Regions from separate parts of the Homo sapiens genome. Here region 1 is linked to region 2. The links are chromatin loops, found by intact Hi-C in ENCODE. Cell type or tissue: PC-9. All regions are shown on one strand. Links, peaks and the distances in the headings refer to the core of each region. The heading gives the core; the rest is flanking DNA. Region 1 overlaps SHROOM3 (shroom family member 3). Region 2 overlaps SHROOM3 (shroom family member 3).

Region 1 (9,901 bases), core at 733-8,732, 69 kb before region 2:
GCCTCCCTACCTTGAAGCAGCAGGGCTGAAGAGTTCACCTCATACTCTGCTGAGACTCCCCTCCGGGTGTCATAGACTGTCTTGACATAGCGAATATCTGCCTGCCTCATCCCTTCGAGGAGGCCACCTCGAGCAGAAGTATTGTCCATGGAGCCTGAACGCTCCCGGCCAGAGATGCCAGGGTGTGGATACTCTAGGATGCTAGAACTGGTGGAGAAAGAGCTGTAAGCCGAGTCTCTCTTGTTATGGAAGTGGCTGAGCTGGTCAATGCTGCCGGTGGACTTGGCAGGGGAAAGATGACAGGGTGGGTATGCCCCACTGGGCTCCAGGCTCTCCATGCTCCCCTGGGAGCTGCACTGGTCAGGGCTCCGCCTTAGATAAGCATGGTCATAGTTGGAGAGGTCACTAGTAGAGGAGCTGGAAGAAAGACAAAGCAGTCAGTACCACTGAGCTGTTATCATTTAGTAGGCTTACAGGCAGAGGACCCAGCTTATAAATGTTCTCTTGTGCAAGAGGTTTGGTGTTTGGAAGGGTGGGTAAAAAGGGCCATATTTGGGCCTTGCTCAGCCTCCTTCTGTGTCATCGCTAGGAGTAACTGCCCAACACTCTAACCTATCTGCCTCTAATTAATCACCCAGGCTAGCAAGGAGAGGAATGAGGAGCTCAGAGGAAGCCACGTGGCCTTTGGGCACAGGCAGCACTTTGATGTGATTTGCTGCATGCTGGAAATGACATTTTGCATGTGCCAAGAAATGAGAGAGGTAGAAGAGTGATTGAGACTGAAACTGTGTGTCTACTGGGGCTGTTTGTGGGAAGAGGGGAAAAAGTTAATAAGAGAATAGGCACGGGTGAAGGAGACTTTGTGTGCACATGTATATGTTTTTAGTTAATATCTTTCCTTTTTATGGAATTGAAGGATACACCCTGGCAATCTTCCTGGAATCTTAACTGCACTAGAAACAATTTGTTTGTGGTGGGAAAGCTAAACACAAAGCTGAATGAGAGAAATTAGAGTCAGAAAAAGCTCATGAGAGGCAGAACTAAGGGGAAAGAGGGAAGGAGAGGGAAGCTTTATGAGAAGGCTTAATCACAGGGGCTCTTCGGTGCTGGGATTCCAACACCTGTGGATGACTTCCAAAAGCCAAAGCAAAGCCTCCTCATACATTTAGGAGGGCAAGATTTTCTCATTTACAAGCTCCTCCAGATGGTTTTCAGAGCCCGTCTGGAGAAGAGGAAAAAGACTATCAATCACTGTAAACTCCAGAAAGCTGTCTCAAAATAAAATTACTTAGAAACTCAAAATATATGTGTTTTTAAAAAATCACTTAAAACTCAACAATAAGAAAACAACCTGATTTAAAAACTGGCCAATCCTAAGAAGATATACAGATGGTGAAAAAGCAAATGAAAAGGCTGTCATCATAAGTCACTAGGAAATTACAAATTAAAACAACAAGATACTAGGGAACATGTTCTCAGGACGTCCTGAGGGCTCTGTCATAGGCAAAAACAAAAAACAACCAAACAAAACCAAGATACCACTACACACCTATTAGAACGGCCAAAATCCAGAACATTGACAATACCAAATGCTGGTGAGGATGGGGAGCAAGAGAAACTCTCATTCATTGCAGGTGGTAATGCAAAATGGCACAGCCACTTTTAAAAGAAGTTTGGCAGTTTCTTACAAAATTAAACATACTCTTACCATAAGATCCAGTGATCACATTCCCTGGCATTTATCCACTGGAACTGAAAACTCACGTCCACACAAAAACCCACACACGGATGTTTACAGCAGTTTTATTCATAATTGCCAAAACATGGAAGCAACAAGGCTGTTCTGCAGTAGGTGAATAAACTGTGGTATATCTACACAATGGAATGTTATTCATTACTTAAAAAAAAAAAAAAGAGCTGTCAAGCCATGAAAAAAATATGAAAGAAACTAAAATGCATTTCACTAGATGAAAAAAGCCAGTCTGAAAAGGCTACAAACCATATGATTCCAACTACATGACTGACATTCTGGAAAAGGCAGAACAATGGACACAATAAAAAGATCAGTGGTTGCCAGGTCTTAGGGGCGATGCAAGGAGGAATGGGCGAGCACAGAGGATTTTTAGGACAGTGAAAGTATTCTGTACGATACTATAATGATGGATACATGTCATTATACATTTGTCCAAACCTACAAAATGCACAACAGCAACAGTGAACCCTAATATAAACTATGGACTTTGGGTGATTATGATGTGTCAATGTAGGTTTATCAGTTGTAACAAATGTACTACTCTGGTGGGGGTTGCTGAAAATGGAGGAGGCTGTGCATGTATGGGGACAGGGACTATATGGGAAATCTCTGGACTTTGTTCAATTTCACTATGAAACTAAAACTGCTCTAAAAAATGTCTGTCTCTGTCTCTATATATATACACACACGGGGAGGGCATATATGAAGGAATAAGTGGTTTAAATGTTTGTGACTCACTGTTCTCTAAAGAAGGGTAAATCACTAGAAGTTCTTGCCCAAGATTTTCTATTTTTAAATGGATAGGCGTTTCAACACTATTAAAATTCATGATGTATTCTTCTATTTCTAGATTACATGTAAATAAATGTAGTGTCTTATTGGTCAAGTATGTGATAATGCTTTATGGCTGGAATATCTCCAGATAATATGTTGAGACTAGAAAAACCATATTCGGAGTCAAAACTTGTGCTGGAATTTAAGGAAAAGGAGACTACACTTTCAGCAGCTCTCCTCAAGAATGTAATTTTTCTCTATCAGAGAAAGTCAGTTGACTGAATGGCGCATCCTACTTCGGGACAGATAGGTATAAATTCAAGGGAGAAAGGAAGGAAATAGCTCCCAAGCCAGCCAGATCAGGGAAATCAGACCCGGCACTCAATGGCATAGCATATGTCAAAGATTTTACCCCCTACCCTGAATTTCTTCATTCCCCTCTAAATAAAGAGGTCCTACTAAAGAAGCGCTAGACAGCCTTGTGGATAATCCTGTATGACCCAGTCTGCTTCCTTTTTAGAGCTAATACTTCCAGGGGAAATGGAACCCCATAAGGGCCGTTTCATTCACCATTTCTATGAAGGTAGGAGACATTAGGTAATCCTCCTCCCAACTGCTGAGAATTTTAGCAGTCTTTCATTGAAAGGATAATTCAAATCTAACATAGGAACACACACAACAAATCAAAGTAAATAAACTGATGGTTAACTGAAACACTATCGAGTGGGGAAGATACCATCACTAAAATATATATATATATATATATATATATATATATATATTTTTTTTTTTTTTTTTTTTTTTTTTTTTTAAGATAGAGTCTCGGTCTGTCGCCCAGGACGGAGTGCAGTGGCGCAATCTCGGCTCACTGCAACCACCGCCTCCCGGGTTCAAGCAATTCTCCTGCCTCAGCCTCCCGAGTAGCTGGGATTACAGGCAGGTACCACCATGCCCAGCTAATTTTTGTATTTTTAGTAGAGACGGGGTTTCACCATGTTGGCCAGGCACGTCTCAAACTCCTGACCTCAAATGATCCACCCTCCTTGGCCTCCCAAAGTGCTGGGATTACAGGCGTGAGCCACCGTGCCCAGCCTAACATATCTTAAAATATAGATGGTATCTATAAATATGAAATCCCTGTTACACATATCTCTAATCAGACCAGTGCAAGGGTATAGTGGGTTCCTTCCTGTAGCAAACCTAAGGTAGAAAGGTCATGGAAGGCCTCTGTTAGGTATTTTCCCTCCTGCCCGGAGAGGGTTCTGTCCCTTCAGAATTACCATTCCCAAGCTGCCTGGGGAATACAGGCACTGATATCACTCACTAGGACAAGTTCTTCCACTGCTGTCTGGAAATACTCATTTTTATTACCTTTGCCATTGATGCCACCAAAATGGCACTTTTAATGATGGGTAAGAAAACTTGGAATGAAGGTTTTCAATCCTGCAACAATTCCAACTCACATAAAGCCAGCCTTACTCTCAAGAGGGGTGCATCTTGAGTGGATCAAAGTTCTTACCATGGTCTGGCTACTTCTCCAGCCTCATTTTCTATTGCTCTTCTTCTTGCTCCCTGCACTCCAGCATAATAGTTTCCCTGTTGAAACTCAAACCCAGGAAATTTATTCCCATCTCAGGGTCTCAGAGTCTTTGTACTCACTGCTCCCACCACCCGGAGTGCTCTTCACCTGGCTTACTCCCTCTTACTTCATTCAGAGAGGACCTCCTGGAACTAACTAAAGAGCATCTCTTCTCTCCTTTATGCCTGTTACCCTGCTTTATTTTCTTCACAGCACTTACCACTACTTGACATTATATCATATCCCTTTGGTTATGTGAAAGAGACTTTGACTGTATCTATAATATTTAAAGAACTGAAGTGAACATAAAATGCTTTTTAATTCTGTGGTAGATGTATGTATTTTTATAATATCATTCTATTTTGTGTGTTTAAAATACTTTTAAACACAGGTATCTACCAGGTACGGTGGCTCACGCCTGTAATCCCAGCACTTTGGGAGGCTGAGGCGGGAGGATCGCTTGAGCCCAGAATGTCAATGTTGGAGTTAGCCTTGATCGCATCACTGCACCCCAGCCTGGGCAACACAGTGAGACCCATCTCAAAAAAAAAAAAAAAAGTATTTTTAAAATATTTAAAACATAGAGCACAAAATAAGTGTATGAAAACATTTCCTAAAGTGTGCTCACAGAACACTAATTCCTTAGATGATTAAATATGTTTGGAAAATATTGAGCTAAATAAGCTAAACAATTTTATTTACTGCAAGATTTCTGAGTCTTTTATAAACTATTGTTCTCCCAAACCATTTTTCATGTGTTGTTCTAAAAGAGAAATATATAATTTAACTAAGAGATGTTTTCTAAACTTACTTGATCTCAGAAACTTTTTTTTCTAAGAAGTATCTAGTGGATTGTTATTCCACGGAACACATTTTGGGAAACAAATAATTGTGGTGCAGGGGGCTTTTTATGCCTTGTTCACCACTGTACTCCCAATACCTACAAAGCATCTGAGACATAGTGGATGCTCATACAGATTTGTTGAATGAATGAATCACTGATTTGATACTGCTATTTCAGCCTCTTGTCAGGGGGCTAGACTACATAACTTTTCAGTCTCTTCTAAAGTACTTTAGTACTTTAGAACCACTGGGTGAGATTTCCATAGGGCAGCAAAAACAGAGTGTCAAGGGTCTGACAGAAAGCAGCTGAAATACAATTTCAGTGAAATTCCAAATCCAACCTAGCTCACAGTTAAATTACACATCTTCAGTCTCTCCATACTTCTCTTTCTCTCTCTCTCTCACCTCACTCCTGTCTCTCCCTCATCCTCTCACCCCCTCTTACGCCTGCTTCTTAACAAGAAACAGATCCATAAATTCAGGACTGAGATTGGTTTCTGGAACTTAAACTAAGGCTGTCAGAGAGATACCAGCCAACTGATGTGGCACACTGGACCACTAGATGCCACTGTGCTCCTCAGAAACACACCTGGGGCACCTCTCCACCTGCCGCTGCCAAGATCAGATCCCACAGGTGGAACTCAGCATGGGGGTCAAGCCCTCTGCCAAAGCTGCAAGCCTCAGGCATGGTTTGTTTGTGCTGCACCACAGGGTGGTTTGTGCTGCAGCAGGAGAGAATGCACACGCCTGTAACATTTTGAGTTATTTGAACTTTCCTTTCTCCTTTTGTCCCCATGCAGTGCTTTTGTGCTGATGGTCCTTATGTCAGGAGGAACAATTTTGAAGCTTCAATCAGAGAGACAGAGTGGTAGATACAGCACAAGGGCAGATCCACCTGCCTAAGCCCCTCTGGAGGCTGGGATGCAGAGGAGGAAGGAGGAGGTGCAGAAGCAAAGCCTTGAAAATACTGTACTTCTGGTGCTGACGGCCCCATTCCCCTGAGGCCTACTGGAGCTCACCATAGTTACTGTAAGCAGTCATTCTAAGTACTGATTGCAGTGCTTATCTCTGCTGAAGGGCCAGCACATTTTTTAAGTCACAGTGTGGCTTTGGATTTAGGGCTTCATAAGAAGGTTAGGAGTAAGGATGCTCAAAGGACCCCACTGTTGAAGGGCACTCTGTTAATACATACCCACCTGCATTTATAAGTGTGTGCTGGCCATTCACCCTCAAGTTCAGTACCAGGTTTCATGGTGTCCTGAAGTCTTCAGCTTAATTATTATAATCAGTCATCATTCATTGAGTGCTTACTATGTACTAAGAATTGCACATATGCTATTTTATATAATCCTCACAACAATCCAATGATGTAGGTACTAGTTATTTTACAGAAAAGGAAGCCAAGATCAAAGGTTAAATGATTTGCTCAAGCTTACACCGTAGGGGTAAGGGGAGATTTAAACCTAGGTCTGACTTAAAGGCCCAGTCCCTTACCACTATGCTATTCTTCCTTCATTGTTAGGCTCCACACACCTTACCTTCTAAAGGCCCTCAACACCTCCATGCCTGTAAAGCAAAAGTAGTCTGGCTTTGTCAAGGGTCAGGAGACACTGCTAGGAAACCTGCTCTCTGAGAACAGATGGCTCAGACGGTGAGAATAATTTCTTTCAGGGTGATTGGGAAGGACATGGGCAAGGGAGAGGAGCATCTGTAACCAGGAAGGAACCAGGACATTATCTCTTCCTGTGGCCTGAATCCTACCCTGATATGCTGAGAGAGGTTTGTCCTGTTCAATTCCATGAGCTACTGTTCATCAGTGAGAGGTCTAGGATTTGGCCCTTGACTTGACCAGACATGAGTATTAAGGGCTGTGACTGAGTTCTGGCCTTGCCAAATGCATAGCTACCATCTGTTCATTAAGTAATCCTTCCAGAAGCTTCCAGCCTCCCCTCCTCCCCCCAACACACATGCACACACATACCAACACTTGCGTCTCCTTTGTATGTAAGGACTAAGTGACCCTTATTTTCCTGACCTCGCTACATTAGCGCTATCTAAGCATTTCCCAAAAGTGATAAGCTACGGAGTCTAACTCCCTGGGATCAGAAGATAGATTCCAGTTTGTAGGGGTTCCAAGTCTGAAGTGGAGGGGAGTCCTGGCTTAGTTCTCTCTCTAATGTGTGATGGTGGTCAGGCTGTGCTCCCTCGTTCTATAACCCCTCTCCTAAACCACTTGTGAGGGCTCTCCTTCTTCCTGACCAAACCTTGACCCATACAACAAACAGTAGCTAGAAAAGCAGAGGAAGTATAACCTACTGATTACATGCAGCAGCTTTGAAACCTGGCTTGGATTTGTCTTGACTTGGGTACTGATCAGTTGTTTGAGCTTGGACAAACTAATCTTTCCAAGCTTAAATTTCTGTTTGTTTGTTTGTTTGTTTTTTTTTTGAGATGAAGTCTTACTCTGTCACCCAGGTTGGAGTGCAGTGGCGTGATCTGAGCTCACTGCAACCTCCACCTCCCGGGTTCAAGCGATTCTTCTGCCTCAGCCTCCCGAGTAGCTGGGATTACAGGTTCATGCCACCACACCTGGCTAATTTTTGTATTTTTAGTAGAGACAGGGTTTCACCGTGTTGGCCAGGCTGGTCTTGAACTCCTGACCTCAGGTGATCCGCCCTCCTTGGCCTCCCAAAGTGCTGGGATTACAGGCATAAGCCACTGCACCCAGCCGCAAGCTTCAATTTCCTATTCTGCAAAATGGGGTTAATACTACTGTATCTGTTTTAAAGAAGTCTATGAGTCACTACATGAGATAATGTATACACTGAGTGGTCCTCAGTACATTAGTTGTGCCGTTGGAGCTAAGATGGACAAATTACCTTAATTGAAAGAGCAAAACCAAATGGGGAGTTCAAACACAGGAATAAAAATGGATACGGTTTTGACTAAGGCAGAAAGCACACTTAAGCACTGAAGGAAGAAAAATCTCAATTTTTCTAATATAGTGCTATCAGTGGAGAAATGTCTGAGAATTGATGGACCCCATAAATATCTCAAATGGCCAGCCAGTGCTTCAAATAATTCTGATCTTCAAGTTGATCTAGCCAAGCATATAAAGGTAACTCATATACACGTCAAGCACTATAAGAGGATGAGAAAAGCAGTGGATAGAGATTTAATATTTAGTGTGAGTATAAGAAAAAACATTCTCAAAACAGAGAAGAAAACATTCTTTTCTGGGAACATGACATTAGAAAGAAAGAAACCCTTCAGTCTCAGCTATAGCCACTTACCTGGAATGGTAGCTTTGGTGCCAAGGAGGGCCGATCATACCCTGAGATATCTGCATCATGCTGGCATCGGGTTGCTTCTCCCCAGATTTAGTTGTGTGCCACGAGTGAGGTCGGCCTGCAGGCTCACTGCGCCTGGGGAGACACAGGAGGGACCCCCCAACATTAGCCAAAGTCTCAGCTGAGTCTCCTCACTGATGTGACTTGTGGATTTGGAAGCGAAGACTGCTGTGTCCTCAGAGATTGAAAAGCAACCAAGTCAATACTGAGAAGAAGATTTTGCTACTTATTTCTCTGACTAATCATTGTTATTCTCTGCTTAACTTGTAAAAATTTTTACTTATTTTGACATAATTTCAGACTTGCATTAAAATGTTGCAAAATTAGTGTAAAGAATTCTCACATAAACTTCGCCTAGACTTCCTACATGTTAACATTTTGTACTTTATTAATGTAAAGCACATGGAGTTGCCTTGGTCTTTCTTGGTCTCTATCTATCCATATATAAAAATGGGAGCCCGCAATTCCTTTCCATTTCCCAAAGGGCTTTGGATATATGGCAAAACATTTTCTGGGGTTTTCGAAGTCCTCTATCATATCCTGTTGCTGGGTAAATGATACTATTGGTAAGAACTGCAGAAACATTAGCAGCAACCTCAGTGTGAACACTGCTCTAAGCTACATGGTCTAGAGAACAAAATGCCCTCTGAAATTTCTCATTTTGCAAGTCAATGACTTCAACTTTTAAACATCCTGCCCTTACAACACAAAGAATTGACAAAGACAAAGAGAAAATGTGGGTGTCCTTCAGACTGCAACACTGAAGAATGAATTCAGTAAGGACTATAATTCAGTAAGGACTATAGAAAGTCAGAGTCAGGAGAGAGCTGCTGTGCCTTATTTTTGGCAAAAAAAGTCAGGTAATCTACCAGGCATTTCATGCTGAAAATTCTTGAACTGTAAGACTGTAGGGGGATTTTTCTGCAGTTTAGAAACACTTTTATGGGATCCAGGAATCCATCTGGATATGGTGAAAATAATAGCTGTAAATTATTCCAACTCATTGTACTTGGCCTTGTAGCTAAAAATGCACCTATCTCTTTTCTGTGAAAAAATAAATTAGTTTTTGTAATATAAATGAAAAATAATTCCCCTGAAGCTAATAAAATTTAATGTATTAGGACATCAGAAAAATACTAGACCAGGTGTCAGGAGACCTGGGCTCTTGCCCTGACTTCGTTATTAACTTGCTGTCTGACCTTATGTGAGTTACTTCCCCTTCTTAGCTAAGCCTTTGCTCATCTAGAAAGTCAGAAGATTAATCAGAGGCTGGATTAACTGCATCTTAATCTAAAATAACTTTAAAAATATAGCAGACACTGAAGAGCTTCCCAAAATAGATGATGACTTAAAAACAAAACAAAACACAAACATATACTTCAACTCCTTAGAGATTAGGGTGATAGGAAAATGTTCTTGTGTGAAGCAAGGGAAACAAATACACAAATTTTTTTTTTTCAAACAGTCAGTCAACAAAGATTTACTGAATTGAAGGAGTCTGTAGTCAGGTGGACTAATGCTTGAGTTGCCAAATAGGTCAGGAAAAGTGAGAAAAATTCAACTCCCTCTCAAGAGAGGGAGAGAGGCTGGAATGTAGCTAAG
Region 2 (9,901 bases), core at 1,282-9,281:
TCTTGATTTATACAGTTATGCCCTTTGCTTTTCTTTCTATAATAAATCTGTTTGATTCAATATAAAATATCTAAGTTATTTTTCAAATAAAATGCCTTTTTTAAAAAAAAGTATACAATTCAATGATTTTTAGTAAATGGATAGAGTTTTGCAACCATCACTATAATCCAGGTTTAGGACATTTTCATCACCCCCAAAATTCCCTCATGCCCAATCCCTGCTCCCACCCCCTAACCCAGGCATCACTGATCTCCTTTTTGTCTCTATAGATTTTCCTTTTCTAGATATTTCAAATAACTTGAATCACAATATGTAATCTTTTGTGTCTGGCTTCCTTTACTTAGCATAATGTTTTTGAGGTCCGTCTGTGTTGTAGCATGTTTCAATAGTTAATTCCTGTTTATTGTAGAATAGTATTCTATTGTGTAGAAATACAACATTTCATTTTTCTATTTACAAGTTGATGAACACTTGGATTATTCCCACATTTGGTCTATGATGAATAATTCTGCTTTGAACATTTGTGTAAAAGTCTTGCAGTGGACAGACAGAGGCCTTGTTAATTTTTATTAGATGTGGGAGGTTGTGAGAAAAATGAAGGGGGCAAGGAAGATGCCCAGATTTCAAGCTTGGCAACTGATGAGTGATGATACCTAATTCACAGAAATGGGGAAGACTAGAAAGAGAGCAGTTTTGATGAGAAAGATTACCTCAGTCTGGGGCAAGTGCCTATGAGATATGGTGTGGGTGTGCCCAGTTGGCAGGTAGGCACATGGATGTGGAACCTTAGTTTCCTTAAAACATCTAACAAAGTTAGGCCCGTTTTTGAGCAGCATGTCCCATGTTTAAGATGCATTCCTCAGGCATAATAAAAGCAATTCTCTGTGACTTAGTCTCACCTCTATATAAATCTGACCAAAGAGAAATTCATGTAACATCCCACATACTCGTTTTGGTTTGCACAACAATTATTATTTTTTTTTTAAATTTTAAGCAAAAAGTTTATTTAAACAAGATATGTGAAGAGAAAAGTATCTAGGATTCTTTTTTTTTTTTTGAGACAGAGTTTTGCTCTGTAGCAGTGCAGTGGCCCGATCTCGGCTCACTGCAACCTCTACCTCCCGGGTTCAAGTGATTCTCCCACCTCAGCCTCCCGAGTAGCTGAGATTACAGGCACACCCAGCTAATTCTTTTTGAATTTTTAGTAGAGACAGGGTTTTACCATGTTGGCCAGGCTGGTTTTGAACTCCTGACCTCAAGTGATCTGCCTGCCTCGGCCTCCCAAACTGCTAGGATTACAGGTGTGAGCCACTGAGTCCAGCCATAGGATTACTTTTTTTGTTTGTTTTAGAGTAATTTATCCCTACTTAAAGACAGATTCCCCTACACGTAACAGCTACATACAAAAGAGTTATAAAACCGTCCTTGGTTTAACAAGGATAAATGAAAAACATTAAAATTCTCCAATTGAACAAGGTATACAAGGATTTTTATGTTGTTGTTTTGTTAAAACAGTAAAAGCAAAATAACTTACTAGAATAGAAAGATAAGAGCTGAGTGAGCATGCCACTAAAGGAGAAAGGGGGCATTTTCACACAATCAGTATTTTTCCCTATCCCGTCTCCATGTGATGTCAATCAAAACATACCATTGGCTGTTTAGTTAAAAAATGCAATATGCTTGTGCACATATGCCAGTTACTTTATGTGCAATAAAGGAATGGGGAAGGGGGAAATTAAATAATAGAGAAAACTATACTGTAGTAGTCAGAATGTGGTAGAACCAAATTGCAGTTTTCTAACTGAGAATGTCATGTTGGTCTGAAAAGAAAACAGTCCTGGAGTAACGAAGCAGCTTCCCTTCTCAGTAGACACCTCCCCTCTGCTGTTGGAACACATCAATTGTATCTTCATCCTCTATTTCAAACTGTGCAGGTGTGTCTGTTTCATTGATTTGTTGCCTGTCAAATCGGAATCTGATCTGCCTCATTGACAATCCCTATCATTCACAATACGCTTTCATTAGTTTACTAAGTGATGTATGCCTCTTAGTTTTTTTCATTTGTTTGTTTGTTTGTTTGTTTGTTTTGAGGCGGAGTTTTGCTGTTGTCGCCCCAGCTGGAGTGCAATGGCACAATCTCAGCCCACTGCAACCTCTGCCTCCTTGGTTCAAGCAATTCTCCCACCTCAGCCTCCTGAGTAGCTAGGATTACAGGCATGTGCCACTACGTCCGGCTAATTTTTGTTGTTGTTGTTGTATTTTTAGTAGAGACGGGGTTTCACCATTTTGGCCAGTCTGGTCTCGAACTCCTGACCTCAGGTGATCTGCCTGCCTCAGCCTCCCAAAGTGCTAGAATTACAGGTGTGAGCCACCGCGCCCGACATATGCCTTTTAATCAAACTGCACCACAGAACTATCCTGCCCCGCCACCTTCAAACTAATATGATCGTTGTTCTCAGTCTTGACTCCTTCCTTGGGCTTTTCGCCGGCCATGGGGAGCGCCGGAGTCTCCTCAGCTGCCGCTTCACAGAAGAGGTACCAGGTCCTCACCGAAGGAGCACACAAGCAGCACCAGGAGCTGCAGGAGGAGGCTGCAGCGGTGGACAAGGGAGAGGGGGCGTGACATTATGTGCTCCCTCCCCGCACCCTGCGTGCACCTGCAGAACAACTTTTTTTTTTTTTTTTTTTTTTTTTTGAGAGGGAGTCTCCTTCTGTCGCCCAGGCTGGAGTGCAGTGGCGCACCTTGGCTCACTGCAACCTCCGCCTCCCGGGTTCAAGTGATTCCCCTGCTTCAGCCTCCCGAGTAGCTAGGACTACAGGCGGGCGCCACCACGCCCAGCTAATTTTTTTGTATTTTAGTAGAGGCGGGGTTTCAGCGTGTTGGCCAGGAAGGTCTCGATCTCCTGACCTCATGATCCGCCCGCCTCAGCCTCCCAAAGTGCTGGGATTACAGGCGTGAGCCACCGCGCCCAAGCAACAATTTTAATAACATCTTCTATTTGCTTAGCATTTCCCCTTTAAACAAATTGTTGTAAAGAATACATAACAGGCTGGGCATGATGGCTCATGCCTGTAATCCCAGTACTTTGGGAGGCTGAGGAGGAAGGATTGCTTGAGCCCATGAGTTGAAGACCAGCAACAGAGTGAGACCTTGTTTCTACAAAAAATAATTTAAAAATTATCTGGGTATGATGGCACATGCCTGTAGTCCCAGCTACTCAGGGCTGAGGTGGGAGGATCGCCTGAGCCCTGGAGATTGAGGCTGCAGTAAGCCGTGATCACATCACTGCATCCAGCATGGGTGACAGAGCGAGAACCTGTCTAAAAAAAACGAAACAAAACAAAAGAAAAAACAGCCTACATAATGTAAAGTGAACCATCTTAACCACATGTAAGTGTACAGTCCAGGGGCATTAAGTATATTCATGCTGTTGTGCAACCATCACCAGCATTCATCTACAGAACTCTTTTACTCTTGTACTCAGAACTCTTTTACTCTTGTACTCAGAACTCTTTTACTCTTCAGTTTTACGAAGTTGTAAAACTGAAACTTTGTACACACTGAACAATAATTGTCCAATCCTCCCATTCCCCAGCCCCTGCCAACCACCATTCTACTTTCTGTTTCTATGAATTTGACTATTCTAGGTAACTTGTATAAGTGGAATTACACTGTATTTTTCCTTCTGTGACTGGCTTCTTTCACTTAGCATAACATTCCCAAAGTTCACCTATGTCATATTCTGTAACAGGATTTCATTCCTTTTTAAGGCAGAATGATAGGCCATTAAATGTTTATACCACAGTTTGTTTATTTATTCTTCCCTCCATGGACACTTGGGTTGCCTCTACCCTTTGTCTATCATCAATGATGCTGCTATGAACATGGGTATGCAGATAGCTCTGAGTCCCTGCTTGCTCTGTATTTCCTTTTAAGAAATTAAGATATAAGAATTGAAAGATCTTTATCATACATCTTATAACATCTTCCCACATTCTCGTTTTGGTTTGCACTACAATTTTAATAACATCTATTTGCTTAGCATTTCCTCTTTTTAAAAAAATGTTATAAAGACTACATAACAGGCCGGGCATGATCGCTTATGCCTGTAATCCCAGCACTTTGAGAGGCTGAGGAGGGAGGATCATTTGAGCCCACCAGTTCAAGATTAGATTAGCTAAGGCAACAGAGTGAGACTTTGTTTCTACAAAAAATAATTTAAAAATTGGTTGGGCATAATGGTGTATGCCTGCAGTCCCACCTACTCAGGGGACTGAGGTGGGAGGATCATTTGAGACCTGGAGGTAGAGGCTGCAGTGAGCCGTGATTACACCAGGCAGGCTGTAATCCACTGATGTATCTGAATAGAAGTAATCACATGAACAAGTCCAAGATTAAAACTGCAAAGCTCCAGCTGCAATGAGTGAGGCCAGAACTTTCTGCAGCTTTGACACTGGGGTATCACTGGACTTTTCTTAAACCCTAGACCGACAATGCAGAAAATTACTCTTTTTTAAAGGATTTTAGAGGTACCACCGTAAGTCAACAACACTTTAACCCCAGATTTTCCTCATAAAATTTTCTTTTTTTCCCAGTAATCCATAGGGGTCCTAAGGGTGACCCAGTCTTGTTTGCTTTTGTGATAAAAGTGTTCAGCTGGAACGTCCTAATGCACTTAAAGATTTCTGTAGTATGCCAGGTCAGGTAGGTCAGCACTGATGCAGTGGAACTTACCAGGGCAGCGCTTATCAGGGAATGAAGGTATGGCGTGGGGTCAGGATGTCACGCCTGATGGCAGAGAGAAAGATTAGACATATACCAGTAAACAGGAGAGAGAGGTTTTGAATTTTATGCTACAAAAAAAGGATGCAAGCCAGGTCCTAGCTCCATCAACTTGAATCTGTTTCTCAAAACAACTGTTTTCCACAGATGAACACAACAGGTAGCTCATGGAAAATACCAGAACAGGGCAATGTTTCTATTCTATTGGGATCATGAGAGACAGATGAAAGTGCCAGGAATCAAGTTAATAAAATAGGTAAGCTTAAACAGCCACAAACATCACAAAACACCATTTTAATTATTGTAGATGTGACAAAAAGCAGCCAAATCCATAGAACAGTCCAGGACTCCAGGCAAAGCCTTGAATTTCACCACTGCTGGTGCAGGAAGTCCATATGGATCTGGGCTCTCTTCCAGATGACTGGTTCTTCTGACAGTCCAAGTCCAAAGAACTCTTGGAATGCCACAGCTTCCTGGTACACCTTCCCAGGTGCCCCACCCTCAACTGGTATTAAGGGTGGGTCAAGAAATCAAACACAAGCTATAAATGGCAGAGAGATAGGAGATTAAAAAAACCCCATGGATCCCAGCCAGGCCACATGGCATGAATGAGTACTTCATAGGTAAAGCTGCAGCCAAGTGGAGGTGGTTCCACAGTTGGAGGCCTGAAGCAGAGGCTAACTGTACTCAAGTTCATCAGAAGTCCTAGTACTACTGTGTACACAAAAAACCCATCCTACCTATTTGTAGATGGTATTGGCAGCTGTGGAAACCCTGGTAAGAACTGTAAAATCCTTAGAACCCCTTTGAGGTGGGAATCCTTCCCTCCAAGTCAAGGTTGGAGGCACATCTGAATCACCTGGAAGCCTTTATTTTGTTAATATATATATTTTTGAGACGTGGTCTCACTGTGTTGCCCAGGCTGGTCTCAAACTCCTGGGCTCAAGTGATCTGCCCACCTCGGCCTACCAAAGTGCTAGGATTACAGGCAAAAGCCACCGTGCTCGACCACCTGGAAGCCTTTAAAACCAAGGCGCAACCAGAGGCTGTGGAAGAGGGAAATGGAGTTTTTAGTGTGTATAGAGTTTCAGTTTTGCAGGATAAAAAAGTTATCAAGCTCCATTGCACAATAACTTTGATATACTTAAACTTATTGAACTATACACTTAACATTATTGACCTATACACTTAAAACTGGTTAAGATGACAAATTTAATGTATGTGAGTATGTGTGTGTCTGTTTGCCACAATAAAACGATACAACAGTAACAAAAGCATAAAGACCCAGAGGCCCAGGACCAACCTCAAACCAACTGAATCAGAATTTCTGGGGATGAATGGCAGGCATCATCATCATCACGACTATTTTAATTGTAGCACAGGCATCATTATTTTTAAAAGCTGTCAAGATCATTGTCATGTGCAGCTAAGATTGAGAATCACAACTATTAATCAATGAAAGATTCTGGCTGCATAAACTCAAGAAGAATGATCAATTAACAACTGCCTGCATTAATTTCATATGGCTACACAGATGTTCTCCAAAGAAGTTAGGTTCAGTAAGCTCTTTAGATGAGAAAGTGGCTTTTCTAGGCAAACTCTTTGACTTCACAAATATCAGATGTTTTATTCACTGAAAGTCAGAACTTTCTGAGGAGTAAGCTAGCACATAAGGAAAGGGATACTTTTTGAAATTACATGAATGCTGACAGCCAGGAGGATCCCATGTGGTAAATGACTATGGGCCTACAGAGAAAGTATTCTTTCAATGACGCCAGACTTACAGCCAGCAAGTAGTTCACCCACTTTGAAAATCTGGTTTATTATTTTCAACTGCCAGGAAATGAGAGCCAAACATACTTGGTATATATAGGCCAGATAAGAAATTGTTTGAATAGTCAGACAAGGTATCTCAGAACTGCAGCTTGGGGTGAGGCAGGTGTCATGACTCAAGTTCCTACAGAGACCAAGAGGGTAAATGGGGAAAGTGAACCAGTTGGAACTATGGCCACTGAAGGCCTCATGTCCTGTTTAAAGGACCACTCTAACCCAACTGTTACACTGCAGAAAGTGGGTCCACTGTTACCTGAGTTCCCAACTTTTCAGAAAAATCCTGGACATCTGGATGTTTATGTAAAGTTTTCCAAGTTTTAAATATTGGAAATTAATCCAATTAAAAACCAAAGCTGTGCGCAGCAGTGTGCACCTATAATCCCAGCTACCCAGGAGGCTGAGGGAGGAGGATCACTTTAGCCCAGGAGTTCAGCCTGAGCAACATAGTGAGGCTCCATCTCTAAATCAACAAGAACAACAACAATCTATGGGCCAAACAAAGCACAGCTTCACGAGAGATTGGGCTTCTTTGCTGCTGGTTATTACCTCTGGTGTATAGCAACAGGGAGACCTGGATTCTAGCCTTGACTTAGCAAGTTGTGTAGCTTCACAACCAACTTCTCTGGAATCTATCTTGAAAAATAAAAGGCTTATGAGAGTATCTTGAATGCCAGGCCTATGATTACTTATTCTCTATTAGGGAGATATGCAGGGTCCCCGGGTTGAGTGAGATTTCAAACACACAACCGAGAAATCCTAAGATCTTAACACCTAGGCATGAACATGCCAGACCCAATGGCTCCTTCCCTACCCAGTTGGTTTCAAGCTGACAAAGTATAACTTTTCTTGGAATAGATTTAGCCAGTTTAAAAATTTTGATTTGGAACTATCTATGCATGATTTTCAATAAATGTTTTCTAGATTTCCAGAGACTTTTATGGTGATTTAAATTACCAAACCGCAAAGTCCCCTTATAGGATCAGACTCTGTCTAGAAGCAAGAAGTGATTAGAGTGTAGTAGACAATGTTCTAGGCTAGGAATCTAGAGACATGGCTCTCAGTAACCAACTCTGTGAATCTCTCTCTCTCCCTCTCTCCCTCTCTCCCTCCCTCTCCCTCTCCCTTCCTCTCCCTCTCCCTCTACCTCTCTCTCTCCCTCTCCCTCAGATAGGGTCTTGCTTTGTTGCCCAGGCTGGAGCACACTGTCGCAATCACAGCCTACTGCAGCCTCGAACTCCTAGGCTCAAGCAATCTTCCTGCCTCAGCCTCTCAAGTAGCTCGAACCACAGGATTGCAATTATTGAACCTACAGTAGGCATGCTTCTTTAGAAGGAAAGTATACGTGGATTCTTAAGCAACTGGATAATGAAAAGTGATCCTGATTTTAGGACTTCATCATGGACTGCTATGGTAGGCAGAATTCTGAAGATGTCCCAAGATTCCTGTCCCCTAGTTATTCAAACATCGATTGTGAAGGGAAATTGCAGATGCAATTGAAGTCCCAAGTCAATGAATCTTAAGATACAGGAGATTATCCAGGTAGGTTTGGCCCAGGCAGGTGAGTCTTTTAAAAAGCAGAGTTTTTATTCTCTGCCTGGCAGTAGAAGAGGAAGGCAGAGAGATTCAAAGCACGAGGGGGATTCAATGCGTCTTGCAGGCTTGAAGATGGGTGTGTGGGGTTCCATGTGAGAAGAAATGCAGGCTGCCTCTGGGAGCAGAGAGAGCAGCTCTGGGTGAGAGCCATTAAGGAAATGGGGACTTCATCCTACAACCACAAGAAACTGAATTCAAACAACAACAAGAAGGAGCTGAATTCAACCAACAACAAGAAGGAACTTCGAAGTAGAATCCCCTAGAGCCTCCAGATAAGAGCCCAGCTCAGTCTACACCTTGATTTCAGCTTTGTGAGGTCTTAGGTAGAGAACCCAATGATGCCATGCACAGCCGTGACCTAGAGTATTGTGAGCTAATAAATAAGTGCTGCTTCAAGACACTTCATTTGTAATAGTTTCTTATGCAGCAATAGAAAACTAACACAACTGCCAGTACCACATGTTGGGAAGGTTATGGAACAAAATGGTACCACACTTTGGAAAAGGGTATGGAAAATCGAACACACATCCACCTTATGAGGTAGCATTTTACTCTTAGGTATTTACCCAAGAAAAATGAAAACACATGTCTACAAAAATACTTGTACAGTAATATCTGTAGCAGCTTTATTCATAATAGCCCCAAACTAGACACAATCCAAATGTCCATCAGTAGGAGAATGGATAAACAATGAACTATTAATACAAGCAACAACACAGATAAAGTTCAGAAACCTTACATTGAGTGACAAATATCAACAAAAAAGATTATATACTGTGTTATTTCATTTAACGAATTTCTAGGATAGAAAAAACTAATCTATGGTGAAATAAATCAGAACAGTAGGTGCCTGGAGGTGCAGAGCGGACTGGAAAGGGGCACAAAGAAACTTTATCTGGTGATAAAAATGGACTATATTTGCCAGGCGCAGTGTCTCACGCCTGTAATCCCACCCAGCGCTTTGGGAGGCCGAGGTGGGCGGATCATGAGGTCAGGAGATCGAGACCATCCTGGCTAACGTGGTGAAACCCCGTCTCTACTAAAAATACAAAAAAATTAGCCAGGCGTGGTGGCGGGCGCTTGTATTCCCAGCTACTTGGTAGGCTGAGGCAGGAGAATGGCGTGAACCCAGGAGGTGGAGCTTGTGTGAGCCGAGATCGCGCCATTGCACTCCAGCCTGGGCGACAGAGCGAGACTCCGTCTCAGAAAAAAAAAAAAGAAAATGGATTATAGTTTGATAGGGATGTGGATTACACAAGTGAATACATTTGTCAGGATTCATGGAACTGGAATACTCAAGAGTCACACATTTTATATAAATTATCTCTCAATAAAAATATCTTTAAAAACAAATTAAGCCAGGTACAGTGGCTCACACCTGTAATCCTAGCACTTTGGGAGGCTGAGGCAGGAGGATCACTTGAGGCCAGGAGTTCAAGACAAGCTTGGGTAACAGTGAGACACTGTCTTTACAAAACATAAAAAATTAAGCCGGCATGGTGGTACATGCCGGTAGTCCCATTTACTCAGGAAGCTAGGGTGGGAGGATTACTTGAGACCAGTTCAGGGCTGCAGTGAGCTATGATTGTGCTCCTGCACTTCAGCCTGGGTGACAGAGTGAGACTGTGTCTCAAAAAACAAAATAACCACCCACAAATGAAAAAAAATGATTCATCAGGCCAGGCACAGTGG

What was found. Peaks named below come from ENCODE experiments on the same cell type or tissue, not always from the same donor. Only the 100,000 strongest peaks of a DNase experiment are listed, where the experiment ranks them.
Region 1: a loop joins it to region 2, with 6 times the contacts of the local background. A loop is called at or near these places in 1 of 110 quality-filtered maps.

The regions. Positions count from the first base shown.
Region 1 is chr4:76,729,277-76,739,177 of GRCh38, reverse strand. SHROOM3 (shroom family member 3) reads right to left here. Exons shown (of 11, transcript NM_020859.4): 4 at 8,243-8,374; 5 at 1-417. All of the region lies in intron 2 of SHROOM3-AS1 (SHROOM3 antisense RNA 1), which reads left to right. Among named protein-coding and RNA genes, the nearest start is that of SHROOM3-AS1, 68 kb to the left of the region's middle. In PC-9, for the core only: a CTCF peak has its summit at 5,512 (motif pointing right); a DNase peak (open chromatin) is centred at 5,567.
Region 2 is chr4:76,660,761-76,670,661 of GRCh38, reverse strand. The region is part of intron 2 of SHROOM3 (shroom family member 3); the gene reads right to left. It also overlaps the pseudogene SUMO2P11. Among named protein-coding and RNA genes, the nearest start is that of MIR548AH, 90 kb to the right of the region's middle. RefSeq lists an enhancer at 4,707-5,906. In PC-9, for the core only: no CTCF peak of the experiment used is centred there; a DNase peak (open chromatin) is centred at 5,301; H3K27ac peaks cover 3,144 bases.